Regions from separate parts of the Homo sapiens genome. Here regions 1, 2, 3, 4 and 6 are each linked to region 5. A link is a loop called in an ENCODE intact Hi-C map of the cell type or tissue named here. Cell type or tissue: heart left ventricle. All regions are shown on one strand.

Region 1 (4,000 bases), 85 kb after region 5:
AAACGGAATGTAAAATACAATTTTCTTCCTGTTCATGCCTGGAAATCTTTGGAGTATTGCTTGGCTGGCCAACCTCCAAGTTCATGATCGGGGAGAAGGCTGACACGTGACTCTGAGCAGCCAAACTAGACAATTCATGGCTAGGGTCAGAACTCCTGGCTTCAGTGGTTTTGTGAATGGAGGTGTTACCAAGTTCCTGCGGCACATTTCATATTTCATGCCAGAAGAAGTGACTCCACTAGTTTGTTGTGTGACTCAGATTGATGATTGGATACTAGGTGATGAAAAATATAATTTTTAACTTCTCTGGTAGAAATCATGCTGGTGGCATGCTGGAATCCTAAAACCTTAAAGCAAATAAAATCCACTGAGAGCCAAGATGTGGTAAGGAAGGAGAAATCTTCTAATTCTTTCCATACAAAAGTTATCTAGACAGAAACCCCATCCCCCTGGTGTGGAAATGCTATTTGTTTTTGCTTTTAGTGCTTTTGCTTTTAAAAGATGGACAATGAATGATAGAAGTTCTGTTTTGAAAAGGATATAGTCATTGTTAATGACCGGGTATCTAGAAATTATCTTGTTGGTTCTTATTTTACTTTTTTTTTTTTTTTTTTTTTGAGGCAGAGTCTTGCTCTGTCTCCCAGGCTGGAGTGCAATGGGGCAAACTCGGCTCACTGCAACCTCCACCTCCCAGGTTCAAGTGATTCTCCTGCCTCAGCCTCCTGAATAGCTGGGATTACAGGTGTCCATCACCATGCCCAGCTAAATTTTTTGTTTGTTTGTTTTTTGTATTTTTAGTAGAGACAGAGTTTCATCATGTTGGCCAGGCTGGTCTCCAACTCCTGATCCGCCTCAGGTGATCCGCCCGCCTTGGCCTCCCAAAGTGCTAGGATTACAGGCATGAGCCACTGCACCTGGCCCTTATTTGACTTTTAAAGGAAGAAGCTCCACTTAAATAGAATTTGAGTGACATTTGTTTATACAGAGGTGAATAAAAATGTATAGTCCCTGCTCTCAGGGAACTTAATGGTTCAGTAAGAGAAACAACATTAAACAAATGAGGCAATTTTATGACAGAGAAGCACAGAGACCTGTAGGAGCACAAACAAGGAAGACCATATCATTTGGAGGATAAAGAAAGTCTTCCTTCCTTAGGAAATTACTGTCTAAGCTGAGAACTGAAGGGGTAAAGTTGGGCTCAGGGTGTAGGGGAGAAGGAAGGGCACCTAAGAGAGGCTCAAAAGGAATAGAGAACTTGGCACATTTGAGATATTTAAGAGTAAGTTAATGGAAGAGATTTAAAACAAAACAGAAATAGATTTGGAGCCAGACAACCAAGAGCTCTATCAATCATGTTAAGGGTTGTAGACTTTAGAGTTTACCCTATGGTCAGTGAGAAGCCAGTGAGAGTTTTTAAAGGAGTAATTATCTGAACACAACCCCAAGCTGTCCTGCCTTCACTGTGAGTTGATGGACTAAATGTCTTCCTATTGTAATGCATCCATTTCATAGGCTTGGATTGAGCTCTTCCTGCTTATGAGCACTTCCGAAGGCAGGCGCCATCTTGGTGAACACCCTGTATGTTATGTGAGGGGCCATGCTCCCAATAGTGTGTGCATGTGTGCCCTCTGCTGATGGCACTTAGAATTAGAGACTAAAAGGAAGAAGGCCAGGGGTGGTGGTGCATGCCTGTAATCCCAGCACTTTTGGAGGTGGAGGCAAGAGGATTGCTTAAGTTTGAGACAAGCCTGGGCAACATAGCAAGTCCCCATCTCTTAAAAAAAAAAAAAAAAAGAAAAATTACCTGAGTGTGGTGACACATGCCTGTTGTCCCAGCTACTTGGGAAGCTGAGGCAAGAAGTTTGCTTGAGCCCAGGTGTTCAAGGCTGCAGTGAGCTGTGATCGAACCATTGTACTCCAGGCTGGGCAGCAAAGTGCCAAAAAAAAAAAAAAAAAAAAAGGAGAGAGAGAGAATAAAGGAAGCACCTTTGCAGGTACATGAGCCTGATTTGAAGGGGTAACTCACACAGTGCTGTAAAACACCCTTGAGGAAAGAATTAGGGGGTGGGATATCCAAACATTGTATTGAAGTTGCAGTTCAAGACCTTTTCAAATGTCTTTTCATATTGGGGTTGCCAACAGTTCTCACTTTAGTATCTGTGTCTATTATTAGATATCCTGGTTTCACTTCCAAGTTCTAAGTATGCCAGAGAAACCCAGTTAGGTGATGATTTGTTTGGTTTTTTGAGAGTTTCTGTTTTCATGCCAGATGTTGAATTTATTTACCAAGTCAGATCATTCACCCCGTGAGACCTACATTATGGAGAGTGGCAAAAGAGAAGGTGTAGTTTGCTATTAAGTTCCATAACTTGGGGTATCTGTTCATGTCTTCTAATTTGTGGAAAGATGTGATAGTTATAAATGTTACTTTTGTAAGCTGTACAGGAAGTGTTGACTTCTGCTGCTGTCTGTTTAGATAAGATTAGACATGAGGTGATCATTACATTATTATAAAGATTCTTAACTGGGTCTCTGTTCTTTCCCCTTCATTATCTGCAAATATCACAAAGGAAAGTCTTAGGAAAAATATGTTTGCGACTGTCCACACATTCTTCATGAAGCAGAGCTTGGTGGAGTGTGCCATGCTAAATTAGAGCCACATGAGGCACAGTTTCATTTGAGGTGCCCTCATTGCTCCATGGGGGAAGTCCCTGTGTCAGCATCTGACAGAAGGATTGATGATGAGAGAGCTCTCCATCAGTAGTACACAGTGCCTCTCTTTCCTGCAAGGCAGGCACCAACTGTGCAGCTTGTAGGAGCCCTTCTGGCTGTGTGAAGCTAGCTAAAGCTTATTGTGGAGTGTCCACAGATGGTTATTGTCCACCACCATATTTCTAGAACATTCTCTGGTTACAAAAGTCTAATCATGGTAGTTACAATTTATCAAGGCCTTAAAGCTGCATATAATACTAGTTATTTCACACTTGTCATTTCTTATTTTCTCACTGAATCCTCCCAACAGCCCTCTAAGATACAAATTACCTCAACTCTTGAGGCCGGATATATTTCTAGATTCAGACTTTTTCTGATTTTAGAGAATTTATAAAGTATATACTATTATTTAGAAAAGTAATACAATGAACATACTATTATTTAACACAACTGGCAGGTTCTGGGTCAACACCCTGTGATCAAATTAAATTTCTACTCTAAAACTTGAGAAGAAGAATTAGTTACATTAAGTGGGTAAAGACTAGGAGACCTTCATGTCAGCTCATGTCAGGTTTTGCTGCCAAATAAGTTATGAAAAATCTTTCTTTTCAGAGTTTTTTGGATTTGGGAATTATATATGAAGAGTTGTGGACCTGTAATAATATTCTTTTTCAAAGAATTACTACTAGAGCCCAGAGAGATTAAGTTGCCCAAGGTCACTCAGCTTGAAAATGGGAGAGCCTGGTTTCAAACTCAGGCTCTCATTTGTCTCCAAAATCCATCTTCTTTCCCCTACCTTCTCCTTCCCATTTGTTGAGCCTGCTCTATGAGGTATACAGTAATAGCTTCTCTCTCCAACCTGTAGCTCAGGTTCCCTCTACCCTTTCCCAATCTTATGCCCAACCCCTGCATTTTCCTGGGTCCTTCTTGATCCTCCTTTTAGGAGCCACTGTGGCTCTGCAATCCTTCTTTTGCGGTGGCCTGGGTGTATAAATTTGACTCTCAGGGGCCATGAAACAGTGCTTCCCTAGTGACCCAGGATGATTCCTTTCTGCTTTCAGAACTCAATTCCAATGCCCCAAATTACAGTAGGCAAAAGCACTCGGGCTGTCCAAAGATCTGAGCGGATAGCCAAGGGACTAACTTAGTCCACATCAGCCATCTAGCCTAGCTGCTCTTGTGAGTTCTTTTTGAAAGTTATTTCCCAGGAAGAAGCTCTGCCATTTACTCCAGAAACAGGTTCATTCCTTGAAAACTTCGAAAGAACTGGGTACTCAAGCAAGGAAGA
Region 2 (4,000 bases), 60 kb before region 5:
ATCCAAGACAGTGACTCTGGGTTTTGTTTAATTTTATGTCACATTTTTAGGGAGCAAATGTTAAATATGTTTCCAGCCTAGTAAAATAAGGGTGGCAAACTTAATCATTAGAGTATGTGGAGAATATAACAGGATCTTTTATTGGACCTGGAAAGGGGCCCCACTGAATGGTAATATTTGTGAAATAATTGGAGAGGAAACCAAGTTTTAAGCTATTAGTTCTCTAACCTTTGAGTAGGGAAAAGGAACAGTCCCTTGAACTTGCTGCAAGTCTCATGGTTGCTTAAAAAGGCTTTAATTTCTGAGGACTGGCACAGGCTAGCCAAAACAAACCATTTCCAAAATTAGTTTGGGCCTCAAGGGTCCTGTAAAACTCATTTTAAACAATGTACCATGATCCTTTTTTGCTCTCATTTTGTGCAATTGGAGTCTGCTTCCTTCTTCATATACAGAAGGATGTTTAAAACGCACCTTTGAGGGTAGGGTGTTGAAACACCCAGTTTTCTGACCCACTCTCAGATGCTATGACAGAGAAAAGCTCTTTTCTCCTTCAAGAGAGGTCCAAGCTTCTGAGTGTACTGTGGTAGCTGGAAAGCTATTGCAGCTTCATGCCCAGATATGCATCTGTGTGTGCACATGCACATGGGTGTGTGCATGGGCTGTGCACATGTATGTGTGTGGGTTGGCATGCGTACACACAAGCCTGCACATAAATGTCTAAGAGTGCATGTGTGTGTGCATGTGTGTACATAAGAACATATGGGCCAGGTGTGGTAGTTCACGCCTGTAATCCCAGCACTTTGGGAGGCTGAAGCAGGTGGACCACTTGAATCCAGGAGTTCAAGACCAGCCTGGCGAACGTGGTGAGACCCCATCTCTACTAAAAATACAAAATTTAACTGGGCGTGGTGGCATGTACTTATAGTCCCAGCTACCCAGGAGGCTGAGGTGAAAGGATCACTTGAGCCCAGGAGGTTGAGGCTGCAAGTGAGTCATGATCACGCCACTGCATGCCAGCCTGGGTGACAGAGCAAGAGCCTCTCTTGAAAAAATAAATAAATATATAATAAAGTAATAAAAAGTAAATAAATAAATATTGATTCCATCACTTGTTAGCTCAGTCATTTTAACTTTTGCAAGCCTGTTTTCTCATCTGCAGAGCGGGGATAATATTGTGTCTACCTCATCATGTTGTATGAGGATTAAGTAAGGTAATACACATAAAGGCTATATATAGTACATCCTCTGGATAGTCTCGCTGTCATTACTGCTACTATTGCAGCCCCGCTGGCAAACAGAGCAAGGGGGTTGAGAAGACATGGGGCCACACTGGCAAGACATTGAGGGTTTTATATACACATATATATATTTGAGATCCTTTAACATCCACTCAGAGGCACTCAGAGAGGACTCCCCTACTCAAGGAGAAATAGTTGGGGTTGCAGGAGAGGTTTCCAATAACCTATGGTGAGTTCGAGAAAAATAACTTATCCAAAAGATGGACCTTCCTGTTTCTCAATGAGCTCTCCTAAGAGAGAGCAGAAGAGGGAGAGGGAATTGCCCTCTATTTGGAGGCCGCAGGGCCTGGTCCTCATAGCTATCCTAAGGAAGAGAAAGCTCAGGACCAAGGAAGAGCCACCACCTGGAGTGGGGAGGGTGGGACGGGGTTGCATCCTGCCCTCCTCCTTCAAACCCGGGGCAGAGCTTCCCATCCAGAGGAAGCAGGCCCCATCAGCTTATCCTGGGGTGGGGCTTCCTAAAGCCAAGTGTTTAAAGGCAGATCATTGTTCTGAAGTTCCGCTAAGTTCTAATGCCCACCCTGCTGAGAAATCCTCCAAGAACAAAGTGAGATTTTAAAAATCCACAGGGTTACTTGGAGCCAAAGGCAATTAAGAGGAAGAGAAATAACTGGCCAAGTCTCAATGTGATGGCTGTCTGTGCAGAGACTCTAGTGAGGAAGAGAGCTAACCCCATTCTTTTTGTTGTGATCAAGCAAGATGATTCCCCAGTGGGCCAATCTTTTGCCTATAAAATGGGGTTGATATGATTTTGTCCAGGAAGAAGTCTGGTTTAGGAAAAGCAGAGGCATTCTTGTCTCCTTCAGTCCCAGCTTAGTGGCTACTGACTGTGAGACTTTGACAACTTATTTTCCAACTCAGAGCCTTGTATCTCTCCTTGAAACCCAAAAGGCCGGGCTCCAGACTTCCTCAAAGTTCCTTTGCTGTGTCTATGACAGTGGGCTGATGAAGGTAGAAGCAGGGGTGTGATGAGGACGAGAATAATCAGGATGGATAGGAAGGCTGGAAGGCTGAGAAGGGTATACCAAAGTCCCAGCAAACAAAAGCGAACACTCAATAGCCGTGGAGGGCGCCTCACCATGTCCTCTCCATAAGCCAGGCTACATAGGTCATCATCTGGGATCTTATTTTTCTGAATTGTTTGTGGCTCAGCTCTTCTTAATATGGTACTTTCTGACCAGGGCGGGGGAGTGGGGAGCCTGTAGTCTCAGCTACTCAGGAGACTAAGGTGGGAGGATTGCTTGAGCTCAGGCATTCAAGGCTGCAGTAAGCTATGATTGCACCGCTGCCGTCCAGCCTGGGTGACAGCGAGACCCTGTCGCAAAAAAAAAAAAAAAAAAGGGGGGATAGTCCATTCTAGCTGCCCAATGTGCATGACCTTGTGAGGTAGTAAGAACCATGACCAGGAAAAGGCCATGTCATCCATCAGGTGACTTTGTAGAGGAGGCTTCTGCCCTGATGGGAGAGTAGCTTAGGCAGCCTCGAGGCCCCTTCCACTTCAATTTGGGAAATATTTAATGAGCTCCCACTGTGTGCCAGCCCAGACTGTGCTGACTGAGGCCTGGGGTGGGACAGCAGGGAGGACAGTCCCTATCTTCAAAGTGCTCAGGGTCTGGCTGGGCACGGTGGCTCACGCCTGTAATCTCAGCATTTTGGGAGGCTGAGGTGGGTGCATCACCTGAGATCAGGAGTTTGAGACCAGCCTGGCCAACAAGGCGAAATCCCGTCTCTACTAAAAATACAAAAATTGGCTGGGCTTGGTGGCGTGCACTTGTAATCCCAGCTACATGGGAGGCTGGGTCAGCAGGATCACTTCAACCTTGGAGGTGGAGATTACAGTGAGCCAAGATCACACCAAGATCACACCACTGCACCACTCCAGCCTGGGTGACAGAGCAAGACTGCCTCAAAATAAATAAATAAATAAATAAAATAAAAACAAATAAAAATAAAAAAAATGTGCTCAGGGTCTCACCACCCAGACATGGTCTAGTCTAGTCCACCCATGTGGTTCCTGCCTCTCCAGTTTAGGGGGATGGACTGAGGCCTGGGACCATCTGTTCCCAGTGCCCTCTGCCTTCTCTCTTGTAGCATTCTTCTTTTCTCCTTCGGCACTCTCTGAAGCTCCTGTCGCCCAAAACTTCCTGCCCAGAACTAACACTTCTCATTTAACAAACACTTGGATGAGACTAACTGTGTATAAGCCCAGTTCCTGCCCACAGGTGCTTTGCGTGGAGAACGGCCCGCTGAAGCAGCATCGACCAGGAAGCACCATGAGACACATGTCAGGGCTCTCCCTGCCTAGGCCCTAATTTGTGTCCCACTAAATGGGGCCATGATCAGAACTGTGAGTTCCCAGCAGAGGGTGGAGGTGGAGATGCCACACTGGGGCTGAGCTAAGACACCACCAAGGAGGAGCTGGCAGCAGAAGGCTGAGTCCCAGGATCCCCTGTGTACTTAGCTTACACAAATTTGAGTGTAGATTCTTCCTTTTCTTTCCTTTTTTTTTTTTTTAAAGACTGAAATTTTTGTATTTATTGAATGGACCATTCCATTTTTCTCTATTTTTTTTCTTTTTTTAATTATACTTTAAGTTTTAGGGTACATGTGCACAACATGCAGGTTTGTTACATATATATACATGTGCCATGTTGGTGTGCTGCACACATTAACTCGTCATTTAACATCAGGGATATCTCCTA
Region 3 (4,000 bases), 480 kb before region 5:
TGCCCAAAGCAAGTTATAGATTCAATGCTATTCCTATTAAACTACCATTGAGATTCTTCCCAAAACTAGAAAAAACTATTTTGAAATTCATAGGGAACCAAAAAAGAGCCCAAATAGCCAAGGCAATAATAAGCAAAAAGAACAAAGCTGGAGGCATCACACTACCCAACTTTGAACTCTACTACAGGGTTACAGTAACCAAAACAGCATGGTATTGGTACAAAAACAGACACATAGACCAATGGAACAGAATACAGAACCCAGAAATAAGACTGTACACCTACAACTATCTGATATTCAACAAACTTGACAAAACAAGCAACAAGGAAAGGAATCCTTATTCATAAATGGTGCTGGGATAACTGGCCAACCATATGCAGAAGGTTGAAACTTGACCTCTTCCTTACAACATATACAAAAATTAATTCAAGATGGATTAAAGACAAATGTAAAACCCAAAACCATAAAAACCCTAGAAGAAAACCTAAGAAATATCATTTTGGACGTAGGCCCTGGCAAAGATTTCATGACGGAGATGCCAAAAGCAATCGCAACAAAACCAGAAATTGACAAATGGGATCTAACTGAACTAAAGAGCTCCTGCACCACAAACACAAACAAAAGTCTATCAACAGGGTAAACAGACAACCTACAGAATGGGAGAAAATATTTGCAAATTATGCATCCAACAAAGGTCTAATGTCCAAAATCTGTGAGGAACTTAAACAAATTAACAAGCAAAAGCAAACAACTCTATTAAAAAATGGGCAAAGGATGTGAACAGACACTTCTCAAAAGAAGACATACACATGGCCAACAAGCATATGATAAAATGCTCAACATCACTAACCATCAGAGAAATGCAAGTCAAAACCACCATGAGATACCATCTCACAGCAGTCAGAATGGCTATTTATTAAAAAGTCAAAAAGTAACAGATGCTGGAGAGGTTGTGGAGAAAAGGGAATGCTTACACACTGCTGGTGGGAGTGTAAATTAGTTCAGTCACTGTGGAAAGCAGTTTGGATATTTCTGAAAGTACTTAAAACAGAACTACTATTTGACCCAGCAATCTCATTACTGGGTATATACCCAAAGGAATAAAAATCATTCTATCATAAAGACACATACATGCGTATGTATGTGCATTGCAGCAATATTCACAATAGCAAAGACATGGAATCAACCTAAACGCCCATCAATGGTGAACTGAATAAAGAAAATGTTGTACATATACACCATGGAATATGATGCAGCCATAAAAGAGAATGAGATCATGTCCTTTGCAGCAACATGGATGGAGCTGGAGGCCATTACCCTAAGTGAATTAACACAGGAACAGAAAACCAAATGCCACATGTTCTCATTATAAATGGGAGCTAACCATTGAGTACACGTAGACACAAGGAAGGGAACAATAGACACTGGGACCTATTTGAGAATGGAAGGTGGGAGGGGGGTAAGGAATGAAAAACTGCCTATCAGATACCATGCTTATTAGCTGGGTGATGCAATAATCTGTACACCAAATCCCTGCAACACACAATTTGCCAATGTAACAAACCTGCACATGTACCCCCTGACCCTAAAATAACCTAAAATTAAAGAGAGAAAAATAAGTAAATAAGTTTCTAACAATCATTTATGTGATGCCCATACTGCTGAACTAAGGACCAAACTTTGAATTGCAAGGCTCAAAACCACCTACTCTCTTGAATAAAGGTAGTTACCTTGAGCTCTCACAAGGGGGTGCAATGGGCAAACAATTCTATTGCTATTCATAATGCATTGAATAAATTCATGGGATGTGCTTTTTTCCCCGCAGCTGCTTTGTTAATTATTATTTATTCCATGGAGGGGGCACAGTAGATGTCTCAGTGTGCTAAAAATAGATTTTCCTTTAAGCCATATTTTCTAAGAATTCATCAAGATTATGTTCACAGAAAAGAAAATTTGATACCTCTGTGATTAGAAGTGTCAAATAAAAATATTACTAAAGTTATTAGATATGAAAGATCAGAAATATGTGAAAATAATTATAGTAATAATAAAAGCATAATGATAAGAGCAGTCATTTATTCATACCTATTAAATGTGTGGTAGAGGACTAGCTGTTTTACTTAGATGGTTTCATTTAATCCTCACAACAACTTTATAAGATAGGTAATCTTGCCTTCATTTTACAGGTAAGAAAGCTGATGCTTAGAGAAGTTAAATAAAATGCTCAGGTTCTGGAGGTCATAGTGGAAGGGAAGAATTTAAAAATGCTCCATCTTTTCCCAAAGTCTACACTCTTTTGTGTTGCTTCCAGGGAATTTTCTGTTGGGATATAGAGGAGTGATACAGAATTATTGATTTGCCATACCATTAAAAAATTGAGATATGATTCACAAACAATAATGTGCAATTTCGACATTTTCAGAATAACTACGAGGCTGTGCAACCACCACCGCTATCTAATTGCGGAATATTTTATCATCCCTCTTTTTGAGCTGGGATATCCATCTTCTGGTCTTAGATGTTTGAGTTCCTGGTTCTCAGGCCTTCAGAATTAGGATAATTACACCACTGGCTTTCTCAGTTCTCCAGCTTGCAGACAGCATATTATGGGATTTCTCAGCCTCCATAATTGCATGAGCCAGTTCACATAATAAATTGCTCTATCTATCTATCTACCTATCTATCTCTATCAATCAATCAATCATCTGTCTTCTGTTAGTTCTGTTTCTCTAGATAGACCTGACTAATACAGTCCCCAGAAGAAATCCCATACTCATTAGCAGCAACTCTCCATTCTCCCTCCTGAAGCCTTTAACAATTATTGATCTACTTTCTATTTTTAAAGATTTCCGCATTCCAGACATTTCATATAAATGCAATAATACAATATGTGACCTTTTTGTGTTTGGCTTCTTTCACTGAGTTCAGTGTTTTCAAAGTTTATCCATGTTGTAGCATGTATCAGTGCTGCACCCCTTTTTGTGTCTGAATAATATTCCATTGTATAGATATACCACATTTTGTTTGTCTCTCCGTCAGTTGATGGACACTTGGGTTGTTTCCATTTTTAGCTGCTACGAATGTTCATATGCAAGTTATTGTAAGCATATGTTTTTAGTTCTCTTCAGTATATATTTAATAGTGGAATTGCTGGGTCCTATGTTTAGCTTTTTGAGGAACTGCCAGACTGTCTTCCACAAAGGCTGCACCATTCTACATTCCTACCAGTGATGTCTGAGGGTTCCAATTACTCCATATCCTTGCCAACACTTGTTATTGATTAACCATACTCTTTTTGTTTGTTTGAGACAGGGTCTTCCTCTGTCACCCAGACTGGTATTCAGTGGCATGATCATAGCTCACTGCAGCCTGAAACTCCTAGGCTCAAGTATCCTCCTGCCTCAGCTTCCCGAGTACCTGGGACTACAGGCGTGTGCCACTATGCCCAGTTAATTTTTTTATTTGTGTAGAGATGGGGTCTTGCTGTGTTGTCCAGGGTGGTCTCAAACTCTTGGGCTCAAGCAATCCTCCTGCCTCAACCTTCCAAAGGGCTGGGATTACAGATGTGAGCCACTGTGCCCAGCCTGTCATACCCCGTTGATAATAAATTAAAGAGAAAATCACCAAATTCTTAAAGTAAGATGCCCTTTAATTTTTTTTTTTTGAGACAGAGTTTTACTCTGCAGCCCAGGCTGGAGTGCAGTGGTGCAATCTCGGGTCACTGCAACCTTCATCTTCTGGGTTCAAGCGAGTCTCTGGCCTCAGCCTCCCTAGTAGCTGGGATTACAGGCATGCACAACCACGCCCAGCTATTTTTTTGTATTTTTAGTAGAGATAGGGTTTCACCATGTTGGCCAGGCTGATCTTGAACTCCTGACCTCAACTGATCCACCCTCCTCGGCCTCCCAAAGTGCTGAAATTAGAGGCATGAGCCACCATGCCCAGCCTAATTTTTTAAGAACAGTGAAGGGACTTCTGCTTGCTTCTCTGTCATTGACTG
Region 4 (4,000 bases), 95 kb after region 5:
TGAATTAGAGCTTCACAATCATATTAGCACTAAAACCAGAAGTCCTCTGGTAAACAAATCCCTCTCTCCCTCCTTGTTTTCTTTAACCCAGAGTTTCCCAAGCTTAATTTGACCAAAGATTTTTTTCTTTGAGGCATCAAGTAACTATCCTACAAAGCTAAGGTCACAGGACACAATGTTAGAAACACATCTTTGGAGTCAACCAAGTGAAGCCACTTACCCTCAAACTCCTTCAAAGGCTTAAGTCTAAAATTACTCCAGATGGAATAGTTTGAATATGATCACGTTTATGAAATAAACTTAAACGTTTCCTATCCTCCACTCGGAATTTCAGTCTAACATTGTTGTAGTGGTTCCTTACGTTCCTTATAGAGGTCACATTATACCTGTTCCCTGCTCTGTAAATGTCAGGGCTGGCCATCAGCCAAGACCAATACGGACCTGCCCTGAGGTCTACATGGCACTGTGTGTTCATGTTGTTGTTTAAGGATAGTGACCGATGTCCTTCAAGAGAGCCGTTCTGGCCGGGCACAGTGGCTCATGCCTGTAATCCCAGCACTTTGGGTGGCTGAGACAGACTGATCACTTGAGGTCAGGAGTTCGAGACCAGCCTGGCCAACATGGTAAAACCCTGTCTCTAGTAAAAATACAAAAATTAGCCAGGCATAGTGGTGGGTGCCTGTAATCCCAGCTACTCAGGAGGCTGAGGCAGGAGAATCGCTTGAACCTGGGAGGCAGAGGTTGCAATGAACCCAGATCACTGCACTCCAGCCTGGGCAACAGAGCAAGACTCCATTTCAAAAAAATGAAAGAAAAAAAAGTGTTCTATAGAGTGTTCAGTGCAGGTGAGGAACTGGATGGCAGGATGTTCTCATTGAAAATGGGGCAGATTTCAGGCATCACAAGCTATTGAATCATTACAGGTGAATAAACCAATAGCAGAGCAAAGTTTGAGGGAGTAAGCAAAGCTGGACCTGGGGTTACTGGGGAAGTTCTGGGTGAGATGCACACTGGATCAGTGAAAAAGAAGCACCAAAGATAACCATCATGGTTTGGGGAGTCTAATGGGGCATGTCCTCTTGGCCAAGGGACTTCAAGGGGCCTTATGGGGTCATGAAAAAGAATGTGATTGAGCTCCCAGGCCTGTGGCACAGACTATTTGCATCACATTCATTTAATGATCTTCAAGACCCAAACAGTGGTGCTGTCTGCAGTGTCCACTATTGGGGGAAGAGCATCCGGAGTGCTGTCACCGTCCTAATGGAGAGGACCTCTGGCTGCAAACTCTGGACCTCTGAGGAAGTTGTCAGGTGTGGAACAGGTTTCTCTCCAGCCTTTTGGCAGCCTGTGTGATTCCTAAGATGGCACCCAGAATTCTGGTGCCTGGTTTGAACCATACTTGGGGAGGATCATCAGAGATCACAGGGCCCAGCAGAGGAGCCTGGCTGAGCTAGCTTCCCTTGATACTGACCAGAATGATGGCCGGAAGTCTGGGGATGAGGCATAGTGTCTTCTCTCTCTGGGGACCTGTGATAGCCTCTCCTAAGGGGGTAGATAGAACCAGAACATGGGCTCAGTTATCCAAAGCGACCATTCTCAGCCCCCTTGTTCCTGGAAGCCCCTGCTCCAGAACTGCTAAGCCAGCCTTTCTTTCCTGCTACTTCTCTGACCTCTAGTGGCTAGAACTGGAAAAACTTGCTCAAGGGATGAAATCATCAATAAGCAGGAAATGTCTTTGATGTTAAATGGCTGTCCACTTCTCTATAGTAATCCTTCACCCTCTTTACAACATTCTTTCTGCATACATCCCATCATTTAATTCAGCCATCATCAACACTGGGTTTGGGCTCCAGACTGTGACTGTCACTGTCTTATGTAACTTGGGCTGGAGTTGGCATCTGAGCCTCTGTGGTCATGACATCCAGGTGTCACGACATCCACCCTAACTACATTCCAGGGTTGTTGCAAGGCTCAAATGACATGAAGCCTACAAAAGAAGTGGTATATAAATCCGCTTGTTACTCCAAAGCCATTGAGTCTGTGATTCTGTAAGCCTAAAATGTTTTAATTCATATATTTTGGTGAAGGCATTTAAGCCCTTTCCTCTGATTCTCTATGGGAGATTCTGTCCCAATCCATAAGCATTTACTTGTGGTTGTTATATATATTTCATAATGGACTTACTGATTACTCAACAAACATGAATTGCCTACCTCGTGCCATGTACCACAGCTACTGCTGGGATCTGGCAATGATCAGACAGGCAAGGCTCTACCCTAATGGAGTTTGCATTCAAATGAATTAAGGGGATTCATAGACAGGTGAAACATACCCCCCTGTCCTCAGGATGACATTATAGCTTAATTGAGAAGACAAAAGCTTCAATAGCCAGATAAGATTTAAGTCAGTATGTGAAAATGGCCTTCACAGAAATATAAACAGGAGTTCCACTGTGCTGTGTGTGAAAGGGAGAAGCTAGAAGCAATGAATATAGGCTGTGCTTTCTAGGTGTTTAACTCTGGAAGAGTGGCTGGTGGGAAGTGATCTGGACACTTGAGAGGTCAACTGGAAAATGATGAAAATTAACCTGGTAATTGGTGTCTATTTCTGGTCCCAGAAGAGATGCAAAAATTTTATGCAGAATATGCATGAAATTGTTCATCTCACCCTATAGTCACATTATTCTTTGAGATTCCAATTAAGTGGTAGCTAGAATCATTAGATGCTTTCTGTTCTGAATATTAACCTTATAAATATTAACTTTGTCCTCATAATAACTATCTGAGGGTAGGTACCCTTATCATCATACCCATTTTACTGATGAGGAAACTAAGATATCAAAAGAGTAAGTAACTTGCCCAAAGTGATTTGGCTGCCAAGTCATGGATTCAAGCCCAAACCGGCTGGCTCCAGAGCTTACACGCTCACCACTGTGCTATATTGTTTCTTAAGCCTTCAATTAAAAAGTCAATCGGAATTTTCAGAGATACATACTAAGTGTGCAGGAGTGAGGTGACCTGAGGTCTGGGATTGGTTTAAAATAATTCAGCAAGTCTAAGGAAGGAAGGAAGAGCCAATTATGCTAAAATCTTGATAAATGTTTACTCTGGGTGATGTTTATAATGTTTATAGGGGTCATTATAGCATTCCCTAATTTCCGTAATAAAAAATAGGAACTGTTTCTAGTGAACTTGGAGATTTTGAAATACTTATTATTGTACTGTTAATATCAAAAGACTTTTCAGTTATCTGGGTAATTTAGATCAAAGCAACAAATTTCACTGTTATTAATGTAATGTGGCCATGAAATGCAGTGCCCTTTTCTGTATATTAAAACCTATTTTCCACCTAATCCCCAAGTGTAACAGCTAAATACCTTAAAAAAAATCAAGAAGGGTGTATCCTGCCAAACATATTTGATAGAATAGCAAAACGTTTGAGTTAGAAGAGACCACAAAGATAACTTCTTCCAAAATTCCCATTTAACCGCTATGGCAGTTAAAGCTAGGAGAATTTAAGTGATCAGCCCACGATTGAAATGGGAATATGAAACGATGATCTATAGTCAGTCACGTAGCCAAGTACTGGAAGAGCAGGAGTTAAAAACCTGGGTTTCCTGGACTCCAGGCCTTTGTATCTCTCATCAGAAGGAGGTTGTGCCAGTAAAGGGCTAAGCAGCCCATATGGAAATGTGGACACCAGGCTTCACTTGTGATTCCTGCTACATCAGGCAGTTGCCAAGTTAGAAGCCTGGGATGTAAGATGAAGAAAGGTGAGTCCCCTTCGGCTTGGAACTGGAAGAGGTCAAATGGCCCTTTCCCCTCCCAAACGGAGCCATGCAAGCCCCATTTATCTTGTGTGTTTTATCCACATTCCTTGTTCACAGGTTTTAGCCGCATCAACCACAAAGGGCATAATTGGAAAAATCATAATTGTTATACTTGAAGATACTTCTCAGAAGTGCATTTGGGGCTCTGTGTCAATAAACCCACCCCATGAA
Region 5 (4,000 bases):
TGCGTGAATTAAAATCAAGGTGGAGTCCATGTGCCATGTGCTGTGTGATTCTAAAGCCATATTTTAGCTTGGCCTATTAGTATTTTGCATCAGAACATTTTATACTTGCAAAGGTTAGCAAGAATTTTCCTCAGACACATTACAGATGAGCAGAATTTATTCATTTTGGGGGAAAAAATGAACAGACTGTATTTGGAAACTTAGATCATATCCAAAGCACTTGATGATTCCTGTTTGGAATCATTTTTCCTTCAAAGAATAGTTCAGATCAGTGTTAAATGCAGGGCAGAGATGGACTCAAGAGTGGGAGGCATTGCTTTTGAATGGAATCACAATGTGTATATCATTTTAAGTATTATTTTTATGGTATGTTTCATTATCAAAACCATCTATAGCCTCCAAAGGATGACAGGTGTTATAGTGTGAGTGGCGTAGAGGGTGTTGAGATAGAGGAATGAAAAGAGAAGAGATCGTTCCCTTTCCACTCACCATTCATAGAGGAACTAAGTTTTACCTTCTAGGGAATTCCCTGTAATTCCCAGGGACGCCTTGTCCTTGCGGTTCCCAGGCAGGATGGTAGGAGGAGCTAAGTGGGAGGGAATTAATATTTCTTGAGTGTCGGCTGGTAAGTTGGTTGCTTTACCTCCACTTTTTTAGAGACAGGGTCTCTCCGTGTCACCCAGATGGAGTGCAGTGGTGTGATCATAGCTTACTGCAACCTTGAACTCCTACCTACACTATTTTACTTAATCTTTATAGTCACCAGCATTTTTCAAATGGAGATACTGAGACATTTGGAAGTCACATAACCATCCAGGGGTCCCACAGCTACATAATGTCAGGTCAGTTTTCCTACCCAGCTCCTTCTCTGTTTTTTTTTTTTTTGTTTTTTTGTTTTTTTTTTTGCAACAGAGACTCGCTCTGCCATGCTGGAGTGCAGTGGCGCCATCTCAGCTCACTGCAACCTCTGCCTCCCCGGTTCAAGCGATTTTCCTGCCTCAACTTCCTGAGTAGCTGTGTCTACAGGCGCGTGCCACCACGCCCGGCTAATTTCTTGTATTTTTAGTAGAGACGGGGTTTCACTGTGTTAGCCAGGGTGGTCTCCATCTCCTGACCTCATGATCCGCCTGCCTCGGCCTCCCAAAGTGCTGGGATTACAGGTGTGAGCCACCACGCCCAGCCCTCTCCTTTTCTTACTAAACCAGTGCTGTAGGGGCTTGCTACTCCAAGTGTGGTCTGGGGACCTGCAGCATTCCTGTCATCCAGGAGCGTGTTAAAACTAGAGTATCCTGAGCCCCATCCCAGACCTACTTAATCAGAATCTGCATTTTAGCAAAATCCCTAATGAGTCCTGAGCATGTTACTGTGTGAGGAAGCTCTGCTTAGAGGAGGAAAGTCTGACAATTACAACTATGCATCCTGGCCAAGACTCAGGACTTGAATCCATGGACTGGACCCGAAACATTGGTCTATCTCAGTGAGGGAGGAAGGGTGCTACTAGAATCTGATGGGTAGAGACCAGGGATGCAGCTAAACGCTCTATAACACACAGGACACCCCCTTCCACCAACAAAGAATTATCCTGCACAAAATATCAATGGTGCCAATGTTGAAAAACCCTGGTCTAATTGTCTAGATGTAGAATTCACATCCTGTAGATATGTTTCGTAGCCTCAGATGTATGCAAATCTCTAGGAAGTAGATCTTAAAGGAGTTGATACAAATTGCAGTGTGCTATGCAAATGGGAATATTTTTATTGGGACTTGAAAAGAGAAAAAGAGCTTAAACTGAAGCATGAAAGATTTCCATTAGAGTTTTGAGAGTGTCAGACTCTCAAACAATAATATCAGGGATGCAGTGGAAAAGTTTCTAAGCATGTACTGAGTACCCACCATTGAGGGTGCTACAAGGCAACATTCCCTCCCATTCCCAATCCTGCCTGGCAACAGTGCCTTCTGTTTCTTCATTTTATTCCTAAGACTTGCCCTGGCCTTTGTCCTACCTTTCCGTTCTCAAGCAGGATATGCTGGGTCAGTTGTGCCACCTGGAGGCTGGGGGAGGAACGCAAATAATGAATAATTGGTAAAGGGAACCAAAGCGCTGTTTCTACCATCTTTTCCTCCCTGCCTGCGTGGATCCACACCTCACTGTTTCTTACTCAACTCCTTCAATGCCACGACACTGTAGCCACTTCCACTGGTGGACACATATCCTCTCTCCCTCCTTCCTTCCCATTCTCTTTAGATCCTGGCCCAGAACATCTGAAAAGATCTGTCCTCCCTCCCCTGTCTCTCTCCCTTTTTTTCTTCTCTTTCTTCCTTTTCTGAGCTGAACAGCAACCTGTATCAATACTGGGAAGTAAAATGAGTATGCTTATTGTATACTGATGGAAAGTTTTTTGGTTTTTTTTTTTTTTTTTTTTGAGATGGAGTCTTACTCTGTTGCCCTGCTGGAGTGCAGTGGTGCAATCTCGGCTCACTGCAACCTCCGCCCCCTGGGTTCAAGCGATTCTGCTGCCTCAGCCTCCCTAGTAGCAGGGATTACAGGCATGTGCCACCACGCCCACGTAATTTTTGTATTTTGGGTAGAGACAGGGTTTCACCATGTTTGCCAGGCTGGTCTCAAACTCCTGACCTCAAGTGATCCGTCTGCCTCGGCCTCCCAAAGTGCTGGGATTACAGGTGTGAGCCACCGCGCCCAGCCGATGGAAAATGTTTTGAAGTGAAATTATATCCAATAAAGAGCTCCTGTCATTCATCCAGTTGTGAGAGTCCCTTTGAGAGTTGCCAGAAATGTCTGCTGTCTTGTTTTTACTCTTAAATTAACTTGCTCTTTCTCGAAGTACAGAATTCTAAAACAGAGTTGGTGTTTTTGTTGTTGTTCTATTATGTCCTCCTGCTTTCTTTAGTTGTTGGTACTAGAATAGTCATTTTCTACTACTTTTTCATGGACATTATCCTTGAAATAGGTTATTCTAGACAAGTTTTGGAACCCAAACTGGATTTAAGACCAAGGCATTCCAAGAAAAATAAAATCTTTTTGCAATTTCTATGCATCATCTTTTTATAACTTTCATTCTCCTTTGCAAAGGAAATGTGGGGCTGTGGATGTGAAAGGAGGTGGGGGCAGTGACCGGCCAGCTGCAGAACATTCAAGCCTGGCCTTTGGACTCAGAGACTAGGGCAGAAGAAGCCAGAGTGCTAGGCTTCTGGCCAGAGTGGAATGTGTCTTCCCAGGAGTGGGAAGCCTGTGTTTTTCCACCTTACCATCTGATCTGCTCCAGAGGGCTCTGCATTAGAAAAATAGGGAGCTATGGGGAATGACTAGGGGGTGGAGATCATGAGAGCAGTGTCTATGGAGGATTATCAGTTATGCTCAGAAAGGGAAGATTTGGCACCTGGTCATCGATTTTTAGTACAGTAATTGTCTTGAGAAAAGTATTTGAGAATCAATATTAGAAACAATTTTTAAAATATATCAGTCTTAAAGGTACATAAATGAGAGGAAGAAAATCAGAGATCAGGGTGTCTGCAAGATGGTCTACTAGGCTTTTTATTATTGTAATTTGTGATTGAATGCCCTCTGTGGGGCCAGGTATTTTGTTTTTGTTTTTGTTTTTGTTTTTGTTTTTGTTTTAGATGAGTCTTGCTGTGTTGCCCAGGCTGGAATGCAATGGTGCGATTTCGGCTCACTGCAACCTCCGCCTCCTGTGTTTAAGCGATTCTGTTGGCTTGGCCTCCCAAGTAGCTGAGACAACAGGTGCGCACCACAACATCCGGCAAATTTTTGTATTTCTAATATTCACCATGTTGGCCAGGCTGGTCTCGAACTCCTGACCTCAAGTGATCTGCCCACCTTGGCCTCCCAAAGTGCTGGGATGGGCCAGGTAATTTTATTTTAGCCTGACAACTACTCTTTGGGGTCCTTGGATAGTTTTTAATTCCATTTTGAAGATGGAAAAGTGAGATGAATTGGTCAAGGTCAGGCCCACAGGCCCTA
Region 6 (4,000 bases), 150 kb before region 5:
GTTAATATTCTAGGCTCTAGCTACAAGCAGACCTGGGTTTGAATCCCAGCTCTGCCACTTACTGGTGGAAGGTCATAAGTTGCTTGAACTCTCTCAACCTCAAGTTCTTCATCTGTCAAGTGCGAATAACAGTAGTAGATATTTTACCAAGTGCAAAGAATTGAATAATGCTTACAAACCATTTAGCATATCATCTGGCATTGTCTATTACAGTAAATGCTCAGTAAATGTGAACTATTTTACCCCTGTTGTTTGACGTTAATTTTTTTTCAATGAATGACTCATTGAGATACTAACTCATGCGTCTTGAAAACACTACCAGTCTCTCCAGAGTAACCTCCAATATGGACAACAGGCAAAAATATGGTGATTATTCCCAGTTTGGGCATTTGTGAAAGATGTGGCTGAGGCTGTATGGATGCGTGTGCACACACACACACACACACACACACACACAGAGGCCGATGGGAAAATCTAACTCAGCAGGAAAGCTATCACAGAGCGCTGGATTTAGGCACAATGAGTAAACAGGGATTTGGAAGAGAGGAATGCACCACATAAACAATTTTCACAATCTGGTATGAAAGCCCAGATGCTTCCTGCATGAAGGGGTGAACTCAGAGAGCGTCACAGGGCAAAATGAAGTAAATGCTGAGACTGTCCATCATTCTGGCCCAATTCCTACATATCTGTGCATCTTCTACTTATGGTTTTATTTAGGTGAGAATAAATAAGAGTACCTCATAGTAGATAAGAATAGTACATTACACACGCGCGCACGCACACACACACACACACACCTGGGGTTAGATGAAATTGTATATTTGGGGAACTTGGGGTAAAGAGTACAGAGCCACACAGCAGTTACCTTCTGCATCCTCCTGCTTCAGAGAAAGCAAATAAGACCAGTTTCTTTTTAATCTGTTGTTTTTACTAAGTCCAGGATTGATGTTAATTTGAATTTGTTCTTTTAAGATTCATTTTTGACTGAAAGAACTGAGCCGGAAGGTCTGCTTGAGGCTACTTCCAGTTGAGAAACAATTTATGTGTTCATTGAGACAGTCATTTACTCAACCAACACTTACTGAGAACTTTCAATGAGGCAGGTTCCTTGCTAGATACAGGCCAGCTAGATGCTAGAAGCCATCATCAAAGGAAGATGAAAAAGTGATGGTAATTATCCTCTAGAGGTTTGTAAACTGGAGTTAGGGAAGGGAGCCCAAAATCCATGAATGAGTGATTAAAATACAGTGGGATAAAGTTGGTGGTAGAAATATGTCCATGAGATATGGCAGCAAAGAAGAAGAGCACCTTCATGGGAAAAGTCCAAAGAAGACTTCCATAAAGAGATGATACCTGAGCAGATGCTTTAAAAATGAGTAGTAATTACCCATGGGAAGGGGAAGAGAGAGAACAAGGGCAATCCAGGCAGAGGGGTGGTATGAGCAAAGTCATTGAGCCAAACAAGGAAATCTTCATTTCTGCAGGTAAATGAGAGGCTGGGAGTGTGTCATATCCATGAGCTTTAGCAGAGAGCCCATGAGGGGTTTTCAGCAGGGGAGTGCTATTGTGGTGTGTCTAGGCACATTCTGGATTTTAGGGTGATGGGGCTGCATAGAAGCAGAGAGATTGGTTAGAAGGTTGTTGCAGGCATTTAGGAGAGAGCCTATACTAGGGCTGAAGAGAAGCAGCTATGAAAAGAGATTTGTGGGGCAAATTGGCTTGGTGGCTAATAAGACACTTAGTTGACCTGGTGACTAATAAGATACATGTACGTGATGATAGTAAGCGAGGGTCAAGCCAGAGGTGAAGACAACATCTAGGTTTCCCTCCTAAGTAGAATGGATTAACGGTGGTACCAGCATCTGAGCTAGAGAATAGGGAGGAGCAGCTCTATGGAGAAAGATGAGTTTGGTCCTGTATATGTTGTGTATGTGGACCATCCGGGTGGAGACATTCAAAATACAATTGTACATAAAGGCTGGAGTTCAGGAGAGATGCTGAAGATATAGTTTGGATAGATTTAAGCATGTTCGGTAGGAATTAAAGCATGAGGCTGGACATGAGTAGCCAAGAATTAAATGTTAATCAATAAGAACAATAAAACAAATAAACCTTTAGTGGTAGAGTAGGAGAAGAGGTGCCCATATGGAGAACATGGCGTCATGGTCTCTTCATCATGGAGGAAGAGTGATCAAATATGTTTTTAAAAACGAAGAAGTCAAACAGATCCACACCAAAGAGGGTCCGCTGGACGTGGCAGTCATGGACTTGACTAGGAGCAGACGCAGCAGGGCATGAGGGCAGAGGGACTGAGGCTGAGGCATGGACTTGACTAAAAGCAGATGCAGCAGGGCGGTGAGGGCAGAGGGACTGAGGCTGAGGCATGGACTTGACTAGGAGCAGACGCAGCAGGGCGGTGAGTGCAGAGGGACTGAGGCTGAGGAGGGGTCAGGATGTGAGGATGTTGAGGCAGTAAGAGATGACTGGCCTTGGGGAAGTCTGGAAGAGGGATTCAGCAGCAACTAGAACAGGATGCAGGGTCAAGAGAAGTTCACTTATTTTTAGTATGGAAAGAGATAATTCTTGTTTATTGACTAGCAGGAAGGAGGCATCTTGGAGAGAGGTGAAGACACAGGGGAGAGGGGATAGTTAATGGGGTATCCTCCCAGATCAGTCTGCACAAGCTCAGGTGCAGGGGTGGAGGCGCTGGCCTTCAACAGACAGTCTGAGTCAGAGGCTGGAGGTCAGAAGGTGTGGCTGGATGGGACTTTTTCTCTTCCTAGAAAAAAGGGACATTTTTAGGGGGAAAAGGAGGGGGTTTAAGCTATTGAGAAAAGTACTGCTTTGAAATGAAATAATCTCACTTTCCTGTAATCAAAACTCTTTATTTCTGATGAAACAGACTCAAATAAGAATCACAACAAAGAAATCAGTGCTCAGCTCAAGCCTGGAAATGATTTCCTACACGGAAATCCACTTGCACAGATTCTGATAGTGTGAGTCATGTGATTCCAGATGGAGTAAATACACATGAAAAGGAGAGAAAAGCTGGTGTCTCCATGGGCTGAAGCACACTTATGGAGAGAGAAATTTTCATTTATTTGTATTTGGGCTTCAATATGATTACATCACCATCAATAATGAAAAGTGCTGCCATGTCCCAGCTGTATACTTAGATCAAGATATAAATCAGTCCAATATTGTTCTTTTTTCTCACTGAATATCTAAATTTGTATATTTGAGGGGAAAGTAGAAAAACCAAGCCAAGATTTTAAAAATTACATTTACTATCACCATCTCCAAGTTACATTCACTATAGAATCCTTTAGAAGCATGTTCTTGGGTAGCTTTGCTTTTTATGCACTCAACAAATATTTATTGAGCATCTGTATGTACAGGGAAGAATGTGAGGTACAGTAACACAAAATATATAGTCCTATCTCTTAATAAGCCTGCACTTGGGAGAAGGTATAGATAGGGTTGGGAAGGATAAATATATTTTTAACACTCTAATACAAGGCAGAGTGTACCAAAAGTTAGAAATGCTGTGGAGAATCAGAATGAATGAACATACCAGGCTGGGTTGGGGGGCTGGGGGAATTATGGAAAACATTCCTAAAGAGATGTAATTTGATTTGGGCTTTTATTATGATATCTGTTTTCAGACAATGGAGTTGAGAGTGGGGAGTCCTTCCTGGCTTTGTCAGGAGCAGTTTGAGGTCTTGGCTGAAGACAGGAAGGCATAAGGCTGGAAAGGGGTGGGAGCAGAACATGGAGGGTGTGAACTTCCAGCCGAAGAAGTTTGATGGGGTTTGGGAAGGAGGTGAGAGGGAGCCACCAGGAAAGGATGTGAGCTGGACCTTTGGAATTCTTAAAGGGACCCTTGTCTTCTCTGCCATATTTCTGTCTCAGGGATGACGTGAGGAAAAAAAAAAAAGAGGAGGAAATGGGCTTGAGTTTCCACTGACACCTTACAGTCAAGGAAGGCCCTGTTCTT

The links. Peaks named below come from ENCODE experiments on the same cell type or tissue, not always from the same donor. Only the 100,000 strongest peaks of a DNase experiment are listed, where the experiment ranks them.
Region 1: a loop joins it to region 5, with 2.3 times the contacts of the local background. A loop is called at or near these places in 54 of 110 quality-filtered maps.
Region 2: it touches region 5 in a loop (2.3-fold over the local background); 16 of 110 quality-filtered maps call a loop at or near these places.
Region 3: it touches region 5 in a loop (4-fold over the local background); 24 of 110 quality-filtered maps call a loop at or near these places.
Region 4: a loop joins it to region 5, with 3 times the contacts of the local background. A loop is called at or near these places in 52 of 110 quality-filtered maps.
Region 6: it touches region 5 in a loop (4-fold over the local background); 86 of 110 quality-filtered maps call a loop at or near these places.

What each region holds. Positions count from the first base shown.
Region 1 is chr9:110,141,473-110,145,472 of GRCh38, forward strand. All of the region lies in intron 8 of PALM2AKAP2 (PALM2 and AKAP2 fusion), which reads left to right. Among named protein-coding and RNA genes, the nearest start is that of C9orf152, 65 kb to the right of the region's middle. In heart left ventricle, a CTCF peak has its summit at 1,651 (motif pointing left); no DNase peak of the experiment used is centred here; H3K27ac peaks cover 901 bases.
Region 2 is chr9:109,996,145-110,000,144 of GRCh38, forward strand. All of the region lies in intron 6 of PALM2AKAP2 (PALM2 and AKAP2 fusion), which reads left to right. Among named protein-coding and RNA genes, the nearest start is that of C9orf152, 210 kb to the right of the region's middle. In heart left ventricle, no CTCF peak of the experiment used is centred here; a DNase peak (open chromatin) is centred at 1,717; H3K27ac peaks cover 1,530 bases.
Region 3 is chr9:109,572,743-109,576,742 of GRCh38, forward strand. No RefSeq gene overlaps it. Among named protein-coding and RNA genes, the nearest start is that of MIR3927, 63 kb to the left of the region's middle. In heart left ventricle, CTCF peaks have their summits at 1,737 and 1,936; no DNase peak of the experiment used is centred here.
Region 4 is chr9:110,151,433-110,155,432 of GRCh38, forward strand. The region is part of intron 8 of PALM2AKAP2 (PALM2 and AKAP2 fusion); the gene reads left to right. LOC124902244 (a long non-coding RNA gene) reads left to right here. Exons shown (of 2, transcript XR_007061727.1): 1 at 1-2,321; 2 at 3,648-4,000. Among named protein-coding and RNA genes, the nearest start is that of C9orf152, 55 kb to the right of the region's middle. In heart left ventricle, a CTCF peak has its summit at 1,693 (motif pointing left); no DNase peak of the experiment used is centred here; H3K27ac peaks cover 306 bases.
Region 5 is chr9:110,056,496-110,060,495 of GRCh38, forward strand. All of the region lies in intron 7 of PALM2AKAP2 (PALM2 and AKAP2 fusion), which reads left to right. Among named protein-coding and RNA genes, the nearest start is that of C9orf152, 150 kb to the right of the region's middle. In heart left ventricle, a CTCF peak has its summit at 2,065 (motif pointing left); no DNase peak of the experiment used is centred here; H3K27ac peaks cover 213 bases.
Region 6 is chr9:109,908,382-109,912,381 of GRCh38, forward strand. All of the region lies in intron 3 of PALM2AKAP2 (PALM2 and AKAP2 fusion), which reads left to right. Among named protein-coding and RNA genes, the nearest start is that of PALM2AKAP2, 130 kb to the left of the region's middle. In heart left ventricle, no CTCF peak of the experiment used is centred here; a DNase peak (open chromatin) is centred at 2,372; H3K27ac peaks cover 3,069 bases.